Regions from separate parts of the Homo sapiens genome. Here region 2 is linked to region 1. Evidence: read pairs that join two places in POLR2A ChIA-PET (ENCODE). Cell type or tissue: OCI-LY7. All regions are shown on one strand. Each heading gives the region's core, and the rest is flanking DNA. Links, peaks and the distances in the headings are about the cores only. Region 1 overlaps UBASH3B (ubiquitin associated and SH3 domain containing B). Region 2 overlaps CRTAM (cytotoxic and regulatory T cell molecule).

What was found. Peaks named below come from ENCODE experiments on the same cell type or tissue, not always from the same donor. Only the 100,000 strongest peaks of a DNase experiment are listed, where the experiment ranks them.
Region 2: POLR2A ChIA-PET joins it to region 1 with 13 read pairs; 5 of 35 experiments call an interaction of 5 or more read pairs at or near these places.

The regions. Positions count from the first base shown.
Region 1 is chr11:122,691,047-122,707,398 of GRCh38, forward strand. All of the region lies in intron 1 of UBASH3B (ubiquitin associated and SH3 domain containing B), which reads left to right. Among named protein-coding and RNA genes, the nearest start is that of UBASH3B, 44 kb to the left of the region's middle. In OCI-LY7, for the core only: no CTCF peak of the experiment used is centred there; DNase peaks (open chromatin) are centred at 5,745, 6,855, 7,545 and 9,825; H3K4me3 peaks cover 4,792 bases; H3K27ac peaks cover 7,686 bases.
Region 2 is chr11:122,848,365-122,856,364 of GRCh38, forward strand. CRTAM (cytotoxic and regulatory T cell molecule) reads left to right here. Exons shown (of 10, transcript NM_019604.4): 2 at 1,704-1,850; 3 at 3,329-3,481; 4 at 5,579-5,722; 5 at 7,331-7,492. Among named protein-coding and RNA genes, the nearest start is that of CRTAM, 14 kb to the left of the region's middle. RefSeq lists enhancers at 1,710-1,809, 4,178-4,237. In OCI-LY7, for the core only: CTCF peaks have their summits at 3,370, 3,586 and 5,801 (motif pointing left); DNase peaks (open chromatin) are centred at 3,447 and 5,807; H3K4me3 peaks cover 718 bases.

The sequences.
Region 1 (16,352 bases), core at 3,379-11,378:
CAGGATTCTCCCCCTGGGTTATGCTCATTTCCAGCAAATGAAAGGTCATGGTTAACTTGTTGTCCAGATATGTTTGCCTCTCTCCAAAACGGAGTTTTTCTCCTGAGAGGTTCATCACTGGAAAAACGAAACCACATGGCTGTGTGTTCTGCTCTGTGCCTTTGCCGGGCCTTTCCTGCAGAGAATTCTGGTAACATCATCAAGAAGCAGGAAGGAGCTTTTACAAGGTGGCTCTGACTCCTTTTCTTTCCTCTCAAATTTTATACAACTATTTGAAGCTGGCTTTTGTAGGTTAAAGTCACTCTTTTCTGGACAAATCTTCTGCAGCCAAGCAGCATTTCTCTGACTTCCTTGGGTGCAAACTAGAGGAAACTGGCCTTTGTTAGCTCAGATGCTTTCAACACAGGCTGTGAGTGAAGAAAGAGCAGCTGTAACCCCTTTCCTCTCGTGCAGGGAATGCAGTTATAAAAACCAGGCCAATGTTTTCTCCCACCGGGGTGCTGCTGGACTCTCACTTAGCTCCTCAGTCAATTTAAGGCTTAAAATCTTTATTGAAAAGTGTTTTTATTCAGCTTTCAAAGATACCAGTTCATCTGTTATTGCTGTAGCCACCCACCACTTGCGGGAAAATCCCAAAATGTGGGTATTTTACAAATGAAAAAGAGACATTTCTGGAATCAATGAAAAGGCTGCCTTGCCTGGCCTTCTGCTGGGTAGATGTGGAGCTGGTGATTTTGCTGAGTCCCCTGGCTTGAGCAAAAGGCTGTGATGGCCATTTGTGACGGGGTTCTGTGTTTTGGGCAGGGTTTGCTTGGTGGCTTAGCTGGGCTCTCAAAGGACACAATCAGTGCTACCCCCAGGCAGGCCCAGATCCATCTGCCCAGGATCTGGCTTCTGATCATGAAGGAGGGCGGTAGGTCAGACAGGATAAGCTCAGAGTCCAGGCCAGAGTGGTAGTTAAGAACACTGGAGCTTTTCAGGCCTCGTTCCATGTGCTGGCTCTGCCACTTACAGAACCTTGGACAAGTGATTTAATCTCCCTAAGCCTAAGCCCAGATTTCCTCACTTGGAAATTGGCATCAATAGAAGTACCTACCTCACAAGATGGGGATAATTAAATTAGATAATGTTGACAGAGTGCCTGGCAGATAGTAGGTACTCCATATAAGTCAGCAATAAATTTAATATGTTTATGGTTTTACTGACCTCAACTCCAGGGACTTTTGGGATTGCTAAGAGAAGAAAGATGAATATTTTCTTACTAAACATTAGTAAAATATTTTCTTGCTAAACATTCATTCTTTTCTTGAGACAGTATTTAATATCTATTGATTACTCACTGTAAGATGCCAACCACTCTCTAAACCTTGGGGACACAAAAACAAGAAGCTCATAATTTACCGAATTACAGCAGCATAGAAACAAAGAATTGCAGAGATGTGGGATACACCCTACAGTAAAGGTGATATTCAGGGGGTATGGTGGGAACAGAGAGGAAGGAATGCACCCTTGGCTTGGAGAATGGGCCCCGTGAGCCTTCTCAGCAGGAATGTGGAAGACAGTTTGCATACTGCCGAGGGCACGCTGGTCAAAGACACAGTATGTGCTAAAACTCAGAGAAGGGAAAGACAGGGTTTGTCTCATACGATCGGAGAATATGGGGAAATAGCCAGAGATGCTTTCATTCCACACATATCTATGGAGTGTCAACTAATGCCAGGTACTGGCAACAGAAATAGAAGACACATTCCTCCCTTCAAGGAGTTTAGAGACTGGTAGGGAGAGAAAGGACAAGTGCATTTGTGATTATAGTGTGATAAGTGTCCGAGTGAAGAGACCACCAAACAGGTGGTGTGTGAGCAACAAGGCTGTTTATTTCACCTGGGTGCAGGTGGGGAGAGTCCGAAAAGAGAGTCAGCAAAGGGTGGTGGGATTATCATTAGTTCTTAGAGGTTTTGGGATGGGCAGTGGAGTTAGCAGCAATGTTTTGTGGGCAGGGGGTGGATCTCACAAAGTACATTCTCAAGGGTGGGGAGAATGGCAAAGAACCTTCTCAAGGGTGGGGAGAATGACAAAGAACCTTCTCAAGGGTGGGGAGAACTACAAAGAACCTTCTTAAGGGTGGGGGCGATTACAAAGTACATTGATCAGTTAGGGTGGGGCAGAAACAAATCACAATGGTGGAATGTCATCAGTTAAGGCTATTTTCACTTCTTTTGTGGATCTTCAGTTGCTTCAGGCCATCTGGATGTATACGTGCAGGTCACAGGAGATATGATGGCTTAGCTTGGGCTCAGAGGCCTGACAATAAGTGTGTGGTGGGCACACTGAGAAGAACGTCTATTCTCCACCCAGAGTGGTAAGGAGAAACCATCAAGGGAAGATCACACACCTTAAGGCTTGAAGATTTTAGAGTTGACCAGTTGGAGGAAAAGTAAAACATTCCAAGAAAGGTACAGAATGGACAAAGTCATGGAGGGATGAGTGGGCATGGGTCATGGGAGGAAAAATAAGCCTGTAAATGAGGCTGAAATAAAGAATGATGGCCGAGCGTGGTGGCTCATGCCTGTAATCCTGGCACTTTGGGAGGCTGAGGTGGGCGGATCACTTGAGGTCAGGAGTTGGAGACCAGCCTGCCCAACATGGTGAAACCCCGTCTCTACTAAAAATACAAAAATTAGCCAGGCGTGGTGGCACATGCCTGTAATCCTAACTACTGAGGAGGCTGAGGCAAGAGAATCTTGAACCCGGGAGGCGGAGGTTGCAGTGAGCCGAGATGGTGCCACTGCACTCCAGCCTGGGTGACAGAGTGAGACTCTGTCTCGAAAAAAATAAAAATAAGAAAGAAAGAATGATGAGGCTAAGCGATGCATCCATTCATTCAGTCATTCACCCAGTTGTGTTGTGTGCTTACAATTTTCCTATGTGACATTTGAAGCTCTGGGGATGCAACGATGGAGGCCCAGTCATAAGGTCGACTAGGGCACGCAGGTGGTATCAGGTGGCCCATGCAGCCTGATTTGGGTGATATGTAGACGTGACATTAAGAAATGATGAATCACATAATGAACAATTTTTCTTTTTACAATTCTAATTACAAAGGGTGAGGGGCTCAGTTCAGAGCCTATTATCTTTAAAACCTCTCTAGTACTTGTTAATCTCTTTTTTATGAGAGCTATAGGCCTTAGGTTCAGAACACTGGCAGGGAGGGGATGTAACAAGAATTTAGTAAGATTCCTTTGTTTCCTTTTTTGTTTTGTTTTTTTAATGGCAAGTGGTACTAATTTTCTGTTTATGGTAAAAATAACATTTTCTTCAAAAGTTATTTGAATAAAAGTAGATAGGTTATTTTAATGAAACTTACTCAGGCCAGCATGGTGGCACATGCCTGTAGTCCCAGCTACTCAGGAAGCTGGGGTGGGAGGATCGCTTGAGCCTGAGAGTTGTAGGCTGCAGTGTGCCATGATTGTATGTGTGAATAGGCACTGCAGTCCAGTCTGGGCAATATAGCAAGACTCTGTCTCTAAAAAAACTTGGAAGGAAGGAAGGAAGGAAGTTACTTAAATATAGTACAGTATAGATATTGATATAGAAAAATTAATGGGTTGATGGTAGAAATGGCTGAAGTCTTGGAAATGCTGTTATTGATAATCGGAAGCCAGTGGAGGGAGTTTTAAGTTTTAAGGGTTTTAAGCACAGGGCAAGGAAGAGCTCCTAAAACAAGCCTTGTTTGGACTGTGGGTTCCTTGAGTGTCAAGATTTAGTGTGCCACAGTGGATTTGAAAACCCTAGCTGTTAGCATAGAACACTTAGCCTGTGCTTAATTTGAGGTATGCCAGGGTATGCCATCCACCAGTGATGTGCTTTATTTTTATTTTATTTTATTTATTTTTCTTTTCTTTTCTTTCTTTTTTTTTTTTTTTTTTTTTTTTTTTGAGGTGGAGTCTCCCTCTTTCCCCCAGGCTGGAGTGCAGTGGCACGATTTCAGCTCACCACCACCTCTGCCTCCCGGGTTCAAGCGATTCTCCTGTCTCAGCCTCCCTAGTAGCTGGGATTACAGGCACCTGCTACCATGCCCGGCTAATTTTTGCATTTTTCTTAGACACGGGGTTTCACCATGTTGGCCAGGCTGGTCTTGAACTCCCGACCTCAAGTGATCCACCCGTCTTGGCCTCCCAAAGTGCTGGGATTGCAGGCGTGAGCCACCGCGCCCGGCCCACTGGTCTGCTTTAAAATTCAAAACCTTGCATTTATTTCTTCTATCCACTCCTGTCATCACTCAGTTGCATGGATGCCTGGAAGGAGCTTGAAGCTCTGGCATGATCTGATCAGAGCCTGCGGATGGGTGGGAGTTTCCAGTACTCGTGCCAGCAGGCTGGTGAGCATATGCATCCGGCTCCTCCTCTGCAAACATGCTGAGTCCTCCCAACCTTGATAACGCTTCAACCCCTTCTGGGAATATCTCCTTGAGTGGTGAATGCTAATAAGTGTCTGATGCTGTCGCCATTTCAGCAGCTCTTAGGAGACTCTGTGGTTTTCTTTCCTTTTTTTTCTTTTCTTTTTTACTTTTTCCCCGTTATCCATCAGCATTTATGCACATCGTGTTTTATGCATTGTGATCCTCTTAGTGCCTTGGATATGTTGTTTGGACCTTCAGTTACACAGTGCCTCACTCCCTGGAGGTCTAATGATGCTCAGGAAAGACAGAGAAAAGAACTGCCTTGCAGCATTTTTGCATCAACACATTGATTCCTACATCCCAGCCATGCCCAAAGTGGTTAAAAAATGAAGTTTTCATTTAGAGCTACGGGTGGTAGTTTAGAACTGTTGGGAAGTTACTAAATAGTCACATTGAGCTTATGTTTCCACTCAGCCTGATAACCAAATAGTTTTTTTATTTTTTATTTTATTTTTATTTTTTGAGACAGAGTCTCATTCTGTTGCCCAGGCTGGAGTGTAGTGGTGCGATCGCTGCTCACTGTAGCTTCCGTCTCCCAGGTTTAAGCGAATCTCCTGCCTCAGCCACCTGAGTAGCTGGGATTATAGGTGCCCACCACCATGCCTGGATAATTTTTGTATTTTTAGTAGAGACGGGGTTTCACCATGTTGGCCAGACTGGTCTTGAACTCCTGACCTCAGGTGGTTTGCCCACCTTGGCCTCCCAAAGCGCTGGGATTACAGGCATGAGCTACTGCGCCCGGCCCCAAATAGTTTTTAATTTCTCGGTAATAAGCCGGCAGGATTTTAACCTTAATGAGGATTTCTTCAGGGCCCTACGTTTCTTTTTCTTTTTTCTTTTTGTTTTTGAGATGAAGACTCGTTCTGTCACCCAGGCTGGAGTGCAACCTCTGCCTCCCGGGTTCAAGCGATTCTCCTGCCTCAGCCTCCTGAGTAGCTTGGATTATAGGCACCTGCCACCATGCCCAGCTAATTTTTGCATTTTTAGTCGAGACAGGGTTTCACCATGTTGGCTAGGCTGGTCTCAAATGCCTGACCTCTGGTGATCCACCTGGTACTCCTAAAGTGCCAGGATTACAGGAGTGAGCCACTGCACCCAACCAATACTACATTTCTAAATCTGTATTTTCAAAGACTTTAGCTAAAGACTAGAATGTGTAAGTTGCACGTGTGTCCGAGCTATGCCCACCCTTTCCTGGGCCGTGTTTAGTACCGCAGCCACATCAGAGCAGAATTGCAGGTGGCTAATGGCCCCTGCCTTCCCATCTGTACAGAATACACGGAGAGCACCCCAGTTCTAGGGCAGGCCGGAGTCTGTTGACAGACATTTCTCCTTATCTTGTTTTCACATCAGCTGCAGCACGATTTCTGTTCAGAGCAAGCGTGGGTGGGGGTTCCTCCCGCCCTGCCCTGTGCTAGCTGTTAAAATAGGAGGGTGGTTTACCGTATTGTTTTTCAAGTAAAGATCAGGCCACCAGGAGTTGGTGACTCCAGTGGGTCACTGGCGGTGTTTGTTCATAGCAAAGAAAAGTCAGCCCAGCTCTTTTGGGGATACATCAGTAATCTACATAGCAGCCATTTGATTTTGAAGATTAGGGTTTGGGGGGGAAGTTTGAAGTTTTGTTTGACTGCTAAGAGGAATTAGATAGCTCTCAAAACATTTTTCAAACTCAAGTAATTGGACTCTCCAAACAACGGGAATGGTGGCATAACAGACCACTAACATTTCAATTGCGCTTTCCAATCGACAAAGTACTTTTACATATGTGATTATTCCCTTTATTACAGAAGAGAAAACTGAAGCTCAGAAATCCCAGCTATTCAGGGGGCTGAGGCATGATAATCGCTTGAACTGGGAGGTGGAGGTTGCAGTGAGCCGAGATCGCAACATTGCACTCCAGCATGGGCTACAAGAGCAAAACTACGTCTCAAATAAATAAATAAATAAAATCCCAGTATATGGTCTGCACACACTACACATTTATACCCACAACTTCAGATTAAAGTGAACATTAATGACCGTACTGAAGCAAATAGAGTTCCAGAGATTTCTAGTGACTGAGGGCGCTAGAATTCGAACCCAGATCCACTGCCTCCCACTTCTGGATCCTTTTTCCTCCACCATCCTCCCTCACACTTGTTTCCATCTTCTTGTCCAATGTGAATTGTTTATTTGCTGCTTCAGCATACAGCACCTCAGTACCTTGATAGTCAGGACTTAGGTTGGGCAGGATAGCCACATTAAATAAGCAAGGATTGAGTCATTGCGTTGCACCATAGATACATGGGTTTACAGCAACTTAGAATAAAGAAAAGAGGAAGCAGCTGCTGTGCTGGGAGCTTCATAGACCTGACACTGTCCAAGGGGGAGTATATTTATATACCTCCTCATTTAATTCTCAAACAGCCTCCGGAAACACATTCTCTCATTTTCATCTGACAGTTAAGAGCACTGGGGCGTGGCGATGTAAGGAAACTTGCCGAAAGTTGCATAACGAGTCAGTGATGGAGCCTGCATTTGAACCTAGATTTGTCTCATTCCAAAGCCAGCCCTGTCCAACCCGCACATTCTCTCAGTGAGGAAACCAGGGTGGTGGAATGACTGCTCTGGCAAATTAAGGGCAGAGCTGGGCTCAGCCACGTAGTCTCAGTGTTCTTGCCAGTATACCTGGCAGATCTCTTCTCTTAGAGTTGGAATTCTCCTCTGTCGTATTAGATGAAAAGTTGTCAACATTGCAGATGACCTCCTCTCCCCCTACCCATACCCCCATAGTCACGCCAAATTTTTGTTGCAATTCACACCAGGCATGGATTTCTATCTTCTGTTGCTCCCCACCTTCCAAAATCTTCCATGCCCCTCATCTAGGCTCTGGCAAAAGTTGTTCCCAAGTAACACTATGTGACCATTTGAATTTTACATTTTCTCCCCACCTTGCAACAAGGCAGGAGAGAATGGCTTTGGAACTATAGAAAATTAGGATGGTATAAGGCTAAAGAAGAGCAAGAAGATGGATGCATTATGTAATGAAAACTGCACTCACAGTATGGGAGAGCCTGGGGCATATGTTTGGTAAGGCAGGTGCCAGCTGTGAGGATACTAGAAACCAGGTGTGGGAGCATCCTGGGTGCCGTGTGTGGAGGCTCACTGAGTTGCTACAATGGTCAGAACCTAAAGCTAGTTCCCTAACTCCCAATGATCCCACAGCCCCCACATTCCATCCACCCGACACCCAGCACTCCCCATGCCTCTGGAAATCTATTTGCTTCAGTACGGTCATTAATGTTCACTTTAATCTGAAGTTGTGGTTATAAATGTGTAGTGTGTGCAGACCATATACTGGGATTTTATTTATTTATTTATTTGAGATGGAGTTTTGCTCTTGTAGCCCATGCTGGAGTGCAATGTTGCGATCTCGGCTCGCTGCAACATCCACCTCCCAGTTCAAGCGATTATCGTGCCTCAGCCCCCTGAATAGCTGGGGCTGCAGGTGCCCAGCACCACACCCAGCTAATTTTCGTATTTTTAGTAGAGACGGGGTTTCTCCATGTTGGCCAGGCTGGTCTCGAACTCCTGACCTCAGGTGATCCACCTGCCTTGGCCTCCCGAAGTGCTGGGATTCCAGGCGTGAGCCACTGCGCCCGGATTGGGATTATTTTTAAATCTTTTCGCCCCTGATGGAGGAGGGGCATGGGAGGGAACTGGTATCTATTAGGTGCCTGCTGTACCTAGGTTATTTTATTTAATCCTCATGGCAACACTCAGTGTCTTACAGATGGAAAAATGTGATCTTCATCTTAGAGAACTCACAACTCAGAGGAGTGTGGCACGTGGAGTCACCGAATTGAGTTTGAATCTTAGGAAGCTGCTATGTGTTCTTGGCATTTCCTGCAACCTCTATGCTATCTCTTCTTCTGTGAAATGCCTGTGGATAATATTATCCACCTTCCAAAATTATTGTGAGAAACACATCAGATGACTGATTTTTCTTTTTAAATCTTTCTTTCTTTCTTTCTCTTTCTTTCTTTCTCTTTCTTTCTTTCTTTCTTTCTTTCTTTCTTTCTTTCTTTCTTTTCTTTCTTTCCTTTCTTTTTTTTTTGAAACAAGGTCTCCCTCTGCCACCAGGCTGTAGTGCAGTGGTGCAATCTCTGGTTACTGCAACCTCCGCCTCCAGGGCTCAAGCGATCCTCCCACCTCAGCCTCCTGAGTAGCTAGGACTAGAGGCAAATGCCATGACAGCCAGATAATTTTTGTATTTTTTTGTAGAGACATGGTTTCGCCATGTTGCTCTGGCTGGTCTTGAACTCCTGAGCTCAAGTAATCTACCTGCCTCGGCCTCCCAAAGTGCTGGGATTACAGGCATGAGTCACCATGCCCAGCCCAGATGACTGATATTTCAATGTCTTGTAATCTATTAAGGTTTACGTAAATATTATTGTTTAGCTTTGGAAATCGATCAAGGAATTGACAATGGTACCCAGAGCCCAGCAGTGGAACTAGAGGTCGTGTTGTTGGTGGTGCTTTATTCACTTGGCCGTATTCAGTGGGTAGGTTTGCAGCATGAGGTATCATGTGTGGGTACTAGCGGAGACCCGACATGCTGCACATCTGAGAGGCCAAGAGAAACTGAGGTAACCATCATTCCCCCGGGAGCAGCACCGCTGTTGGAGTGAGGAAGAGGTCAGTCTCTTATGATTAGGTAGAGATCCAATTCCTCAACACTTTGAACTAGCACAAAGTCCCCAGTGCTGAATGAGATGGGCTGACATCATAAGCTTTGTCTCCTCCTTTGTTTAGGCTCTGACCAGAGTTACACATGGTGAGTCCATTTTTAAAATTCATTTCCCAAGTTTGGGATTTTGTTAAGCTTTATGGTTTAGTGGATACAGTTAACAATTCTTTTCCAAACACCATTACATCTTAAGTTTTTTTCACATTTTTCAATGTAAATGTTCATATGTTCATCTTACTCACTCTCATAGTTTACTTCTGATCTTTTTTTTTTTTTTTTTGAGATGGAGTCTCGCTCTGTCACCTAGTCTGAAGTGCAGTGGCATGATATCGGCTCACTGCAACCTCCACCTCCCGGGTTCAAACAATTCTCCTGCCTCAGCCTCCCCAGTAGCTGGGATTACAGGTGCTCACCACCACACCCAGCTAAATTTTGTATTTTTAGTAGAGATGGGGTTTCACCATGTTGGTCAAGCTGGTCTTGAACTCCTGGCCTCAGGTGATCCACCCTCCTCGGCCTCCCAAAGCGCTGGGAATATAGGCATGAGCCAAAGCACCTGGCCTACTTCTGATCTTGATGTTAACAGTAGGGGATGCAATTTGTAGAGGAAGTGTGTTTCTGACAGGTGAGAGAACACTTCATGTAGGGTGAACAGTAAACTGTCCCAGACAGGGATGTGCTATGTAGATGAGCACTGGGAAGCCTGTGTTTTCTCAGAGCTCCTGAAGACACCCTGCTCCACATTAAACCAGAATCATCACGTCTCATCACAAAAAGAACATTAGTGTTATGGGGTATATTTTCTGTTTCATATTAAAAATTCCCAACCCCCAGCATTCTGACCCTGTCAAGCCCACGGGCTGCTACTAATTTGCATGGTTGTGTGATTTGTGTGATTCTGCTCCATCTGCTTTGAATTTCTTGGCTTCTTTGTCCAAGACGTTAATAACTCTAGTCATTTCTTGTGAGGATTTAAGGATGTTATTGATTGATTTTGGATTACAAAGAAACAAAAAGACAGTAGGCAATGTTCTAATTGGGTCTTCTTATTGTGCACTGTAGCCTGAATCCCCCAGGGTAATTAATATGAAGTGCAAAAAGTTGAATGTTCCAGTCTAAAAGGCAGTGGGAGAAATTACATAGCATGGAAATAATAAAATGAACTCTTATTAATGAGAACGAGGCTCTTGCAGTGGCAAGTTCTGCTGGTCACCCGATGGGGATGGGAGCCTTTCAAGCTTTTTTTTGGGTAATACTCACAGTTTCCAACGTCTGTGTACTTTTCAAAATGAGCTTGTTCTTCCTTCTGACACTCATCTCAAAGCTCCATGGTGACGCAGAGGTCTGTTGAAGGTCACAGGGTCCTCGCTTGCATTGGCATACGGTCCTGTAGCATCACTTGTTAGCCCACTGCTGCTTGAAGGAACTAAGAGTATTCAGGGATAGAGAGCTGAAAATAGGATTAATTCTTTCCTTTTGACTCTCCCCTCAAGATGTCCTTGCTTTGGTCTGAAAACCTCTCCTGACAACTTTTGCCCAAAGCAAACCATCTGCCTTTTCTGAACTCTGAGTGAATATATTAGCATCTTCCCTTCTGAGCCCTCGTACTGCCATGTTTGTTTGTTTGTTTGTTTCCAAGAAACTGTGTCTTGCTCTGTCACCCAGGCTGGCATGTAGTGGCATGATCATGCTCACCGCAGCCTCAAACTCCTGGGCTCACGTGATCCTCCTGCCTCGGCCTCCCAAAATGCTGGGATTACAAGTGTGAACCACCACGCCCAGCTGTAATGCCACATTTCAATCTTCCCTCCCAGTGAAGACGACCGTTTCTTTGAGGACAGATGCTGTGTTCTTTACTTCTCTATGTCTCCCTTAGTCCTAACATGTGGCTTCCAAGTAATGCAGCGTATGCTCAACCAAGAGGGATGGTCAGCAAACAGCCCATGAGGAAAAGTAGCATTTGTTCCTAGGAAAACCGAATTATTTGCTTTAGTAATGAATCCAAGTCCAACATAGTTACGTGCAAGGAAACATTTCATCCAGAATACTAATGACATCAGCATGGAGAGAGAAGAGTCTAAAATAAAGATCTTTTTAAAGTACTTAAAGGAGGCCAGAGAATATCATCACATAAAGTATAATATAGGACCCTACCCCTACCAAGCACGGAGATCCCTTGCCTTCATCGTTCAAGGTCAGATTGGAGATTTCAGAGAACCCTAGGTTGCAAGAAACGTGTTTGGAGTTTTGGGGAACAGATAAAACAGTAAGCAGTAGGAAAAAAAATCACCAGGTTTTTTTTTTTTTCAGATGGAATTTTGCTCTTGTCGCCGAGGCTGGAGTGCAATGGTGCGATCTCAGCTTACTGCAACCTTTGCCTCCCGAGTTCAAGCGATTCTCCTGCTTCAGCCTCTCGAGTAGCTGAGATTACAGGCGCATGCTACCACACCCGGCAAATTTTTGTATTTTTAGTAGAGACAGGGTTTCACCATGTCAGCCAGGCTGGTCTCTAACTCCTGACGTCAGGTGATCCACCCGCCTCGGCCTCCCAAAGTGCTGGGGATTACAGGCGTGAGCCACCGTGCCTGGCCAGATTTTTAACTCAGGAAAAATTTATATTCTCCTCACTCATCTTTGAATTATACTAACATCATTAAATGAAGGAGTGGAATTGCTATAAAACTTACTACTAATCCTGATTCTGCATTCACTCATCATTTGTTTTCTCATTTATTCACTCATTCTATAAACAAATTGGACACTCCCTCAAGATCAGTGCTGTATCTGATTCCTTTTGAAATGTCCTCTTTCCTCTTTCCCCCAAGCCTCGCCCACAGCAGGTACTTAGTAGATGTTTACTGAACAGGGTTGGTGGTGGACATGCCACTTCTTTGAAATATTTTTTTCTTTGGCCGGGCACGGTGGCTCATGCCTGTAAATCCCAGCACTTTGGGAGGCTGAGGTGGGCGGATCACGAGGTCGGGAGATTGAGAGCATCCTGGCTAACACAGTGAAACCCCGTCTCTACTAAAAATACAAAAAATTAGCCAGGCGTGGTGGTGGGTGCCTGTAGTCCCAGCTACTCGGGAGGCTGAGGCAGGAGAATCGCTTGAACCCAGGAGGCGGAGGTTGCAGTGGGCCGAGATTGTGCCACTGCACTCCAGCCTGGGCAACAGAGCAGGCCTCCGTCTCAAAAAAAAAAAAGAAAGAAATATATTGTTTCTCCCCTCCACCACCGCTTTTCAAAATAAATAGTGTCAAATGATGCTTATTCCCTTGGAAATATGGGGGAAAATGCCTGCAAGTCATAGATTAGGTTTAGAAACTGGGGCAGTTTATTGATTTCAAAAAGAAGTTTAGATCATGTCTGAAATAGAAACTTTTAGACATTGTGAATAAGTGGGATTGTCTGAGACTCGAGGGTTAAACATAAAGTTCTTGGCATAAATATAATGTATTGTTTTATTGTACTTAAAGCCCCTTGTTTTTTGAAGACAAGCATCTCATGTCCCATGACACAGGAAATGACTGGGATTCTAAAAGCAAGAGAACATGGCGCCCTGATACTGGTTTAGTGGTTAGTGGAAAGATGCATTTCTCTAGGGTAGAAGAGAGACAGGTGATGGCATAAGCCGGGGATATGAACTCTAGGGACCTGGAATTCTTCAAATGTGACCTGCAGGCACTGGAGGGGCTGTCCTTCCCTATCTTATGGACAAGATCTCTTGGCTTGGGGGACACTGTCTCCAAGGTGCTAATAGTCAAGACCTCAACAATGACTCACTTGGACTCGGAAACCAACCTAACTTACTCAGGGTGCCTGCGGCGGTGGGGCTTTTGTAGACCAAAGCCAAGTTTTGCCAAAGGCAGCAAGTGCTTTATAAGCTGAATGGGCAACTTACAGGAACGAAAGCTGAGTGACCTTTTATTTACGGGCTGAGTCCTTGGCTTGAAACCTGCCAGTTGAACAGTCTAACTTGGTGTCATATGGAGCATCTGAATCACAGTCTCTTGAGTCTTCCTCTGAGAAGGTGGCTGGAAGAAGTTCACATTTCTCAGCATTGAAAACACCTTCTGCTCTTTACCTCTGTTGAAGATGGCCTTACAAAAGGCTACGCGGGTCAGCCGTGAGTAGGAGAGTAGTTTCCAGGAGCACCTGAGCATGGGGGAACCGAAGGGCTTTAGTTGCAGAAGATAAGCGAATTCCCCGAGTGTCAGGTTGGTGGCGTGTTAGAGAGGCCACTTTCCTCAGAGAGGTTACAGATGAGTGTCTCTGGAAATCTTTTTTTTTTTGAGACTGAGCCTCACTCTGTCATCTAGGCTGGAGTGCAGTGGCGTGATCTCGGCTCACTGCAACCTTTGCCTCCCAGGTTCAAGCAATTCTCCTGCCTCAGCCTCCCGAGTAGCTGGGACTACAGGCACGCACCACCATGCCTGGCTAGTTTTTGTACTTTTAGTAGAGACAGGGTTTCACCATGTTGGCCAGGCTGTTCTTGAACTCCTGACCTCAAGTGATCTGCCCGCCTCGGCCTCCCAAACTGCTGGGATTACAGGCATGACCACCGTGCCCCGTCAACAATTTTTTTTTTAATAGAAAACTTTATTATGAGGTTTCTTTAAGGGCCGCACTTTCTCGAAGTGGCATTGGGTGAAAATAGGCAACTGTCTTATGTTTTCCTTATTTGGGGGGTTAGAAGAAAAGAAGGTCACTCTGATAAAAAGACCTATGGTTAAAGAAGGATTTGTTTTCAGGCTCTAAGCCTTGTTACTGTAACTATGGGAGGGAGCAGGCACTAACCTGGCCAACATATGTTTGGGCCTTGGCTCTGCACAGACAGAAACTATCCCCGTGGACACAGTTTGCCCTCCTAGCTGCCAGCCGGACTCATGAGTCCCAGAGCTTTGAGGTTGCAGCTAAATCTAAAATCCTGGCTGGGAGCAGTGGCTCATGCCTGTAATCCCAGCACTTCGGGAGGCTGAGGCAGGCAGATCATTTGAGGTGAGAAGTTTGAGACCAGTCTGGCCAACATGGTGAAAACCATCTCTACTAAAAATACAAAAATTAGCCGGGTGTGGTGGCATGTGCCTGTAATCCCAGCTACTCAGGAGGCTGAGGCAGGAGAATCGCTTGAACCTGGGAGGCAGAGGTTGCAGTGAGCTGAGATCGCACCACTGCCCTCCAGCCTGGGCGACAGAGCCAGACTCTGTCTCGAAAAACATAAAAAAAAAAAAAAAAAGAAAAAAAGAAAAAAATCTAAAATCCCTCCATTACTGACAGTCAATCCAAGAGTCCACTACCCATTGCCCGAGGGCCAGCCTTCCCTTTACACGCTATGACAGTGTCTCACAGAAATTGTTGAAGCAAGGCCTGCTCTCTAGCCCTAATCAAGGAGGACTATTGCCCCAGGCGCTACCGTCACAAATGTGCTTGTGGCTTCTGGGCTTCCTCACCAGGGACCTTAAATCTCACCAACTCATGGGGGCATCCACTGCCATCTACCACCTCATGTAGTTAATAGGGAGGCTGGGGGGCTTTGAGAGTAGAAAGAAAATGGCTGCCAATGGATTTGCTGACGTCCCATCTTCGTTCAACTTTATCACAGGACTTCGTTCCACCCTTGCTCTGACTAAATCAATCCGCAGCAGCTGATGCCCTTCTTTTGTGAGGCGTTGACCAGGCTGGACTCCTGTGATCACAGGTGTGGCATCCACTCCACAAGTCACACGGAGGCACTGGGACACAAGTGGGGGCTGCCTGGGTTCAGCTCTCAGGCCACCTCATGTCCATTCTGAAGGGGTCAAAATGTCCATCATGAAGAGAAAAGCCAAAAAATTCCTTCTTTATTTACCAAAGCTCTAATTCTTTTCTTTCTTTTTTTTTTTTTCTTTTTTTTTTTTTGAGATGGAGTTTCGCTCTTGTTGCCCAGACTAGAGTGCAGTTGCGTGATCTCAGCTCACTGCAACCTTCACCTCCGGGTTCAAGCAATTTTTCTGCCTCAGCCTCCCAAGTAGCTGGGATTACAGGCATGCGCCACAGAGCTCTAATTCTTAATGCCACCCCTGGATTCAGATCTAGGGCTTGGGACTTTAGGCTTATTTGGAAGAATCCCTCTCCATTGCTATACACTTTTGCTGGCTTCTATAATCCAAGCTCTGAAAGGCACTCAAAGGTCTTGTTTGCACATCTGGCCATCTGTGGGGAAATTCCTCCCATAAAGGTCTGGAGAAATAGCTTTGTTGCTAACAACTTGTGTTGTTAAGCTAGAGAGTGTACATTCTGCATTTTACTCCAGTACCTAGATACGAGATTCTTTTAGGAAGTTGCTGATTTTCTGAGGGTGTCTGTGGAAGGGCTCAAGGATAGCCTTCAGAATGATGAGTTTGAGGCTTGCTGATCTCCTGATGTTGGAATCTAACGAGTGGACTTGTAGGCTTTTAGAGGAACTATGTAGATGGATAGTTATAGAAATCCTTGGCTAGGAGTACCAAGAAGAAACATATATGTACGCAATCACATACTGAAAAGGGAATATAAGATGGAGAATTTCAGCTGCACATTTCTGTAGATTAACATGTTTATATGGCAGAAGATTGCACCATTCTAGGTAAAAGAAAATTGTTTGTCTCTAAATCTATCTGGGTTAATGGGCTACATTCTTCAGTCCTGACTTTGGACCTAAATTCTGTTGTCATTAGTCCACAATGAAATGAGTCAAGTAAAAAAGAATGCCAGTGGAAGACTGGTAGATGATCTTCCTTAGAAGGAAGTTCCTTTTATTCTGAGATGGTACCCTTTCTACTTTTTTTGTGATTAAAACATCCTTACTTTTATGAACTGATGGTGGTAATTGATCATGGGGATTTCAGATGCAGATTTTTGCTGGAGAAAATTAAACATTAAATCCACACAATCCACCCCCGCCTACCCCATAGACCCCTGTTTTTCAAAGGATATTGGTCCATAAAATCCAAATATCTGGGACTAGCTGACCTACTTACTTTCTTGGAAGCCATTAGGCAATGACACTCTCCTGTCCCAGAAGAACAGGCTACAACCCTACTCTGCAGGCTTTTCCACTATTTTCCTCTTGCTTCTGACGGGGAGTGGTAACCTTTTCCTAACGTGTGCCTTCTCTGCGTGGTGCCTCTTCTACTCCTTGCAAG
Region 2 (8,000 bases), core at 1-8,000, 150 kb after region 1:
CAGAGGAGAATATTTCCAAATGGCCAAACCTAAGCAGAATTCTGGCCTTATGCCCCAGTGCTTTTTTTGGAAAGCACAGATCTCTTTTTATTACCTCCTTGTTGTTCATTATGGTATTGGTGGATGATATGGGTGTTTTTCCATTAGAACTCCAGCAAACAGTTTCCCGTGAAAGCTTATATGAATCCAATACAATAATTCTGGGTTATTTCTGCTAGAGGCTAGATTCAAATTAATGACCTAGGAATGGAACAAACAAAAAAGTAGACACCAATTAATTCCCAGAGCTCTCCAAAGCACTTTTCCTAATACTTGAAATTTATCACAAGAAAATATATTCTCCTGGTTTCTTTTTTGTTGTTGTTGTTAAGGTTTAAGATGATGCCGTAAAACTTGTTACATTTGCTATTCATAATTTATAACCCCATGGTATTCTTCTGTTTATAAAAGTGGTTTATACCTTCATTGATAAGAATTGCCTTTTCCTCAGGACAAATAATTTAATTTATAATATGAAGGAATAATGAATGGCAATAAGCATGCCAAATCATCAGGAATGCCAGTTTATTTTTCATCAATTTCTTTTTTTGGGGAGATAAATGTGCAGCTACTTAGAACAAATTGTTCATCATTCTCTGGGGGTTGTGATTCGGAGAAATTAGACTTGTGTTTGTCTGGAGAAAGCTCGGCTGTGGAATACTGAATTGAATGAAATCTTAGAACATCCTCCCTCTGGTGTAGAAACTCTCGGACAGGTGGGGCTCAGCCACTTGCCCTGAAGGGTAACTCCGCAGTTCACCAGAGCACCACGATTATAACATTCTTTCTTAGAATTCTAGACACACAACTTGAAGGTACTAGATGCTCTTTTATAAGCTGAGGCCAGAAAGGTTGCATTTTCTGGGGCCTTGTGGCTTAGATAGGCTGATGTAGTTACATAAACACGGCCTTTGCCATCCACAGCCCTGGGTACAGATCCCAGCTCAATGACCTCTGTTACCTTGAGCCTCTATTCCCTCGTCTGTAAAGTGAGCACAATTCTTCCTTTCTAGGGTTAGTTTGAAAATTAAATTCGGGTTGGGTGCTGTGGCTCACACCTGTAATCCCAGCATTTTGGGAGGCCGAGGTGGGCAGATGACTTGAGGTCAGGAGTTCGAGACCAGCCTGGCCAACATAGTAAAACCACGTCTCTACTAAAAACACAAAAACTAGCCAGGCTTGGTGGTACGTGTCTGTAATCCCAGCTATTTGGGAGGCTGAGGCATGAGAATCGCTTGAACCCAGGAGGCGGAGGATGTAGTGAGCTGAGATTGTGCCACTGGACTTCAGCCTGGGCAACCAGAGTGAGACTTTGTCTCAAAAAAAAAAAATTAAATTCAATACAGGTAAATGGCCTGGTACAGTTCCTGGCATATGGCAGAGCAATCGCCCAAAACCTGTTGAACTGTAGTTTGACCTTCCCTGTCTTCTGTCAAAATCCTACCCCTTCCTTCAGACCTGATTCCAGGGTCCCCTTCTTCAAGAGATATCATTACTGCTCCTACTCTCAGTTCTTGCCTCTCCCCTCCCATTTTGTTTGTATTTGCTTATTTTTTGGTTTCTAGAAGAAATAGATAATACATGATTGAATGAATGAACGAGACAAAATCCCTGAGACACTGTGGACCCCCGGCCTGATCATCCCCATTTCTCTTCCTCCACAGAGGCCTCTCTGACTAACCACACAGAAACCATCACCGTGGAGGAAGGCCAGACGCTCACTCTAAAGTGTGTCACTTCTCTGAGGAAGAACTCCTCCCTCCAGTGGCTGACCCCCTCAGGGTTCACCATTTTTTTAAATGAGTATCCTGGTAAGTGAAAGAAAGAAAGAAAAAATGCCACCAGACCTTAACCTGAGGGTTTTTCCAGCCGGACAGTTTGGTGGGACAGAAAGCCTGCATGAGTCACCCAAGGGGTGGGCTCAGCCCACCTACTGTTACACATGAATCACGCCTCCAAATCCTGTTATTTTACACGCAGTGGCTTGCTGGGGGCAGGAACTGTGAAATGGAAACCCCACCAGAATGGTTGTTAAAGGGGGTTCAGATTACAAAGCACATTTCCATGTCCCCACCCCACACTCACACCACTTTTTCACTCTCAGTAACTATCACACAACCACAGCACAATGACAGACAGGCAACCAACTGACTGGGAGCCCGATCCTCATGCAACCACCACCACCCCAGATAAGAAGCCAGCTGCTTCGTTTTCCATCTGAGCAATCCAAAGGCACATTACAAAGCTCCTTTCCAGATAGCTCTTCTTCTCCTGTTGGTCTTAACATAAAATCAAGATTTTTAAGCAATAGAAATAGACAGGATGTATTAATTTGGAAATGAGGACAGTCATTTCTCTTTTCACAAACACACATGAAGAAAGTACAAGATGTCTGAGATGGAAAAAGACTCTTAAGAATCTCTTGGGTTCATCTCTTTGACGTTAGGCAGGGTTTTACTAAACCCTAGATCATTTTATGTCTCCATTTAATATTGCTAACTGCCAAATACTTGGAAAAGTCTAAAACACATTTCAGTCTTATTTATAAAGCAGAGCCTCTTAAAGCATATCATGCTGGCTGGGCGTGGTGGCTCATGCCTGTAATCCCAGCACTTTGGGAGACTGAGGCTGGCCGATCATTTTGAAGTCAGGAGTTCAAGACCAGCCTGGCCAATATTATGAAACCCTGTGTCTACTAAAAATACAAAAAAATTAGCTGGGCGTGGTGGAGCACTCCTGTAATCCCAGCTATTGGGGGAGGCTGAGGCAGGAGAATCACTTGAATCTGGGAGATGACAGTTGCAGTGAGCTGAGATAGTGCCACTGCACTCCAGCCTGGGCAACAGAGCAAGACTCTGTCTCTAAAAAAAAAAAAAAAAAGTTATGCTTTGAAAGCATTATTAGATACTGATATGTTAACATAAAGAAATATATTATTTCAAGCTAAATCAACTAGAAGTAAATACTAATTGTTAAAAGTTCTGAGAGAAAAAAATTTTAAATAGAGATAATTCTGTTACATAATGCTTTTTGTTGTTTTGTTTCTGGTTTTGGTACACTGGGAGAAGAGGGACTCTCTCGGATTTCTGCAGCAGAATGGCTTGATCTAGCTCAGTGGTTCCCCACCCGGAATGATCTTACCTTCCCGTGGAGATAGGACAATGTCTGGAGATAGTTTTGATTGTGCCAAATGTAGAAAGCGGGGCAGTGCTTCTGGCATCTACTGGGTAGAGGCCAACGATTCATCGGATATCTTTCCTCATAACAGCTCTATTTCCCTCTTGTACAGCTTTAAAAAATTCCAAATACCAGCTTCTTCATCACTCGGCCAATCAGCTCTCCATCACTGTGCCTAACGTAACCCTGCAAGATGAAGGCGTGTACAAGTGCTTACATTACAGCGACTCTGTAAGCACAAAGGAAGTGAAAGTGATTGTGCTGGGTAGGTACCTGCAAGTGAACCCAGTAGGGGAGCAATATGGATAGGAACACGATATGTCGTTTTTAAACTGAACCTTTTAGTTTAAAAATGTTGCCTAGAGCAAGGAATTGCCTGGGACACCTCTGCCATCTTTTATTGAAAGGAAACAGAAGAGAGCATTTTGAGAAGCAAGACCAAGATTGAACTGTGAACTTGTGAAATTTGTCTTTGACAGCAACTAAATTTTCTCTCCAGGGAACTAAAAGAAAAGAAAAATTGATATTTGATGAGCTGCGACTATGCGCCAGGCACCATGTGAGGTTCTCGGGAATCAGAGATGAATTAGGCACAATCTCTGCCCATAAGGAGTTTGCGCACCAGCTCAGGAAGAAAAACATGTATGCAAATGAAGTGGAACCTCATGACAGCAAATCCTAAGATAGAATGAATTCAGATGTAGCTGCACTGCTTGATCTGCTCAAATCCTCTCTGCCAAACAATTCCTCTTTTCTGTAGGAGGGCGGGATTGGGAGGTGCGGATAGGAAGTGACAGCCTCCTAATTACCTGGGACTTACTCAGTTCTACAGATGGTCAACTGTGTCCAGTATGTCTATCCTTACTTGTTTTGTTTTTTGTGGCAGAACAGATCGATTAAAAACATTGCTTTTTATTGATCTCTAAGTAACATCATCTCACATATCACACAAATGAATGTCTTAGACTTCTCCTGTTGAATTACTGCAGTGTGGTGCCTGCCATACGGTAAAGGCATGATGGGAAAGTAGCTGAGAAGGAGTGGCTCTCGGGGAGGGGTTTGAGAACCATTGTGACTCAGCTCAGCGTTGTCTTTTTGTAAGGGAGCACACATCCTGGCTCAGCTGCTTGTGTGCCCTTCTGGGCTCTCATAACACCCCATGTATACTCTGTCATTGCTCTCAACACATAATCTTTTCATTAACAGTTTAGGGGCTGAAGCCACACCAGACTATTAGCTCCTTGAATCATACCTTTTTCATCTTCGTATTGCCAACAAGTAACACATCTAATGTATATTTGGAGCTAAGAAGTGCCTTTATAAGGTCTTGATGGCAGATGGGTGAGTTAAGTAAATGGGGAAGAGCTCAGTTCTGGACTGAAGTGGAAGTAGAATGGGAAACAGGAAGAAGCAAGCCTAACTAAAAAGTATTTCCAAGACAGAAGTATAAAGAAAAAGGACGAACATGCCCTTTATAAGATAAATGCACCTTTTTTTTTTTTTGATGGGGTCTTGCTCTGTTGCCCGGGCTGGAGTGCAGTGGCGCAAACTCGGCTTACTGCACACAACCTCCCCATCCCAGGTTCAAGCGATTCTCCTGCCTCAGCCTCCCGAGTAGCTGGGACTACAGGCGTGCACCACTATGCCCAGCTAATTTTTGTATTTTTAGTAGAGATGGGGTTTCACCATGTTGGTTGGCCAGGATGGTCTCGATCTCCTGATCTCGTGATTTGCCTGCCTTGGTCTCCCAAAGTGCTGGGATTACAGGCGTGAGCCACCTCGCCCGGCCTCATATACCACATTTTAAGAATTGTTGCTACATTGCTTGTTCGGGAATTTTCAGAGACTAACAACACACTGAGTAATACACATTCTGGCTTCAGCCAAAGTAGCTTTGCAAGCACATGAAAGCCCTTTAACATGACTGTATTCTGGAAGAGATTAAGTTAAAAAATATGGGCCGGGCGCAGTGGCTCACACTTGTAATCCCAGCACTTTGGGAGGTGGAGGCGGGCGGATCAATTGAGGTCTGGAGTTCGAGACCAGCTTGGCCACAGAGAAATCTCATCTGCACTAAAAATACAAAAATTAGCTGGGTGTGATGGCGGGTGCCTGTAATCCCAGCTACTCAGGAGGCTGAGGCAGGAGAATTGCGTGAACCTGGGAGGTGGCGGTTTCAGTGAGGCGAAATCGTGCCACTGCACTCCAGCCTGGGCGACGGAGACTAAGTCTAAAAAAAAAAAGAAAGCCCATTAATTAGAGTATACCCTATAACAATCACCTACAGATTATTAGCCTCTGTGCTTTGTTGAGATATGCAGACTCATATCTAATTAACACAGAAAAATCCATTTTGTTCTAGCAACTCCTTTCAAGCCAATCCTGGAAGCTTCAGTTATCAGAAAGCAAAATGGAGAAGAACATGTTGTACTCATGTGCTCCACCATGAGAAGCAAGCCCCCTCCGCAGATAACCTGGCTACTTGGGAATAGCATGGAAGTGTCCGGTAAGGGGAGAAATGGTTCTCTTTGTCTTCCTTCCTACTCAAATTTCCAGGGGATTTTTAAATGTTTTGGCACCCTCTAGTGGCAGACAATGCCAGAAGACATCATTTAATATTTCATCAGCTCTTTTCCAGACAAGTTATTCTTACAACCAATCAATTTTATGCCTTAATCTTGAAAGGCTAATCATAGATATTGAAAATGTTTTTGTTTAAAACAGGTAAAAATCTAAAGTGAACTATAATGACTTCTTAAAATTTCACAAAATTGTCTAAAATAAGTATAATACAGAAGTATAATATCTCAGGCGAGGCACAATGGCTCATGCCTGTACTCCCAGCACTTTGGGAGGCCAAGGTGGGTGGATCACCTGAGGTCAGGAGTTCGAGACCAGCCTGACCAACATGGAGAAACCTCGTCCCTACTAAAAATAAAATTAGCTGGGTTTGGTGGTGCATGCCTGTACTCAGGAGGCTGAGGCAGGAGAATTGCTTGAACCCAGGAGGTGGAGGTTGTGGTGTGAGCCAAAAATCACACCATTGCACTCCAGCCTGGGCAACAGGAGCAAAATTCTATCAAAAAAAAAAAAAAGAAGAAGTATAATATCTGTGAGCATAAACTTTTTCCCAGATATAAAATCGAAAATATATTTAACATAATACATATAATTGGAACAGATATGATCTTCCCTATATTGTATAGTACTATATTGTGTCATACCCACAAGAACAGATTAAAAATATTCTTGTAACAAAGCACCTAAAGGTTGAGCCTTTGAAACAGAATAACTAATTAATTATGGTGTCTGGGTACTGTTTATAGTTTGCTTACATTTCAACAGACATTACCTTTGATATCTATGTAATCAACCATCTTTTTTTTTTGAGATGGAGTCTCACTCTGTCTCCCAGTGCAGTGGCACGATCTTGACTCACTGCAACCTCTGCCTCCTGGGTTGAAACGATTCTTCTACCTCAGCTTCTGGAGTAGCTGGGATTACAGGTGCATGCCACAACACCCAGCTAATTTTTGTATTTTTAGTAGAGACAGGGTTTCACCATGTTGGCCAGGCTGGTCTCGAACCCCTGACCTCAGGTGTTCCAACTGCCTCGGCCTCCCAGAGTGCTGGGATTACAGGCGTGAGCCACTGCGCCCGGCCTGTAATCAACATTCTTAGAGTTGCAAAGGACCCTTTACAGTTGAGAACACTGAGGGCCAAATGGAGTTCTAGAGAGAAAAGACCTAAACCCAGATCTGATTCCCAGGGCAGTGCCAATTCTACTTCATTATAAGACTTCCCTTTAATTCGCCTTATTCATATAACCAGAATAAGGTCTTGGATCTTTGTGTTTCATAACAACATCAAGCTGTCCTTCTTAAGCTTTGAATTTTTTTTTCCAGTAGTGAAAAGTTTGTAGAAAACCATCATCTACTCTCATTCATCTGTTTGCCTTTGTGACCAGAACCAAGCCTATACAAGGGAACTGGCTGAGGTTAGAATGAGGTTAGAAATCTAATGTTTGCCATGAAGTCAAGGCCATTGGCCTCTAATAGAACCAACCTCATCCAGTAGCATTAAATAGCCATAACCTCTTCAAATTGCTACATAGGTGGAACGCTCCATGAATTTGAAACTGATGGGAAGAAATGTAATACTACCAGCACTCTCATAATCCACACTTATGGCAAAAATTCAACGGTGGACTGCATTATCCGACACAGAGGCCTGCAAGGGAGAAAACTAGTAGCACCCTTCCGGTTTGAAGATTTGGGTAAGAAGAACTAATGATTCTCTTGAATAATTTTTGATTTACTTTAATATTACACTATCAAACAAAATTAAATGCAGTGGGCAGAGTCCTTCAGATTAAGATTACTGCCAACAAAGCTTTCCTAATAGCAAATTCCTGTACTGATTGAAATTTCTCCAGGTGAGTGACGGAATTCCAACTATTCCAATGTTCAAAAGAACCCCAGTTGAGCAGAAAGCCTAGCACAGCGCCATATGCAAATAGTGTCATGCTTGCTTTTTGATAATGACTTTAAATCGTTTTATTGCTGTTGTGTTTTTGGAGTAATCATATGAATCATACTGCATCTTTGTACTTGACCCAGAAGGAGATAATGTTAGCTGAAATAAACCTAAATTGTCAATATCATTTTATGTGAATATGAAACACACAGATACATGAAGACATAATTCCTGTTTAGATTTATTTTATTGTTATAATTGCTTTGAAGATTTTAGTTTAACCATGTTAATATTCTGAGTTGAACACC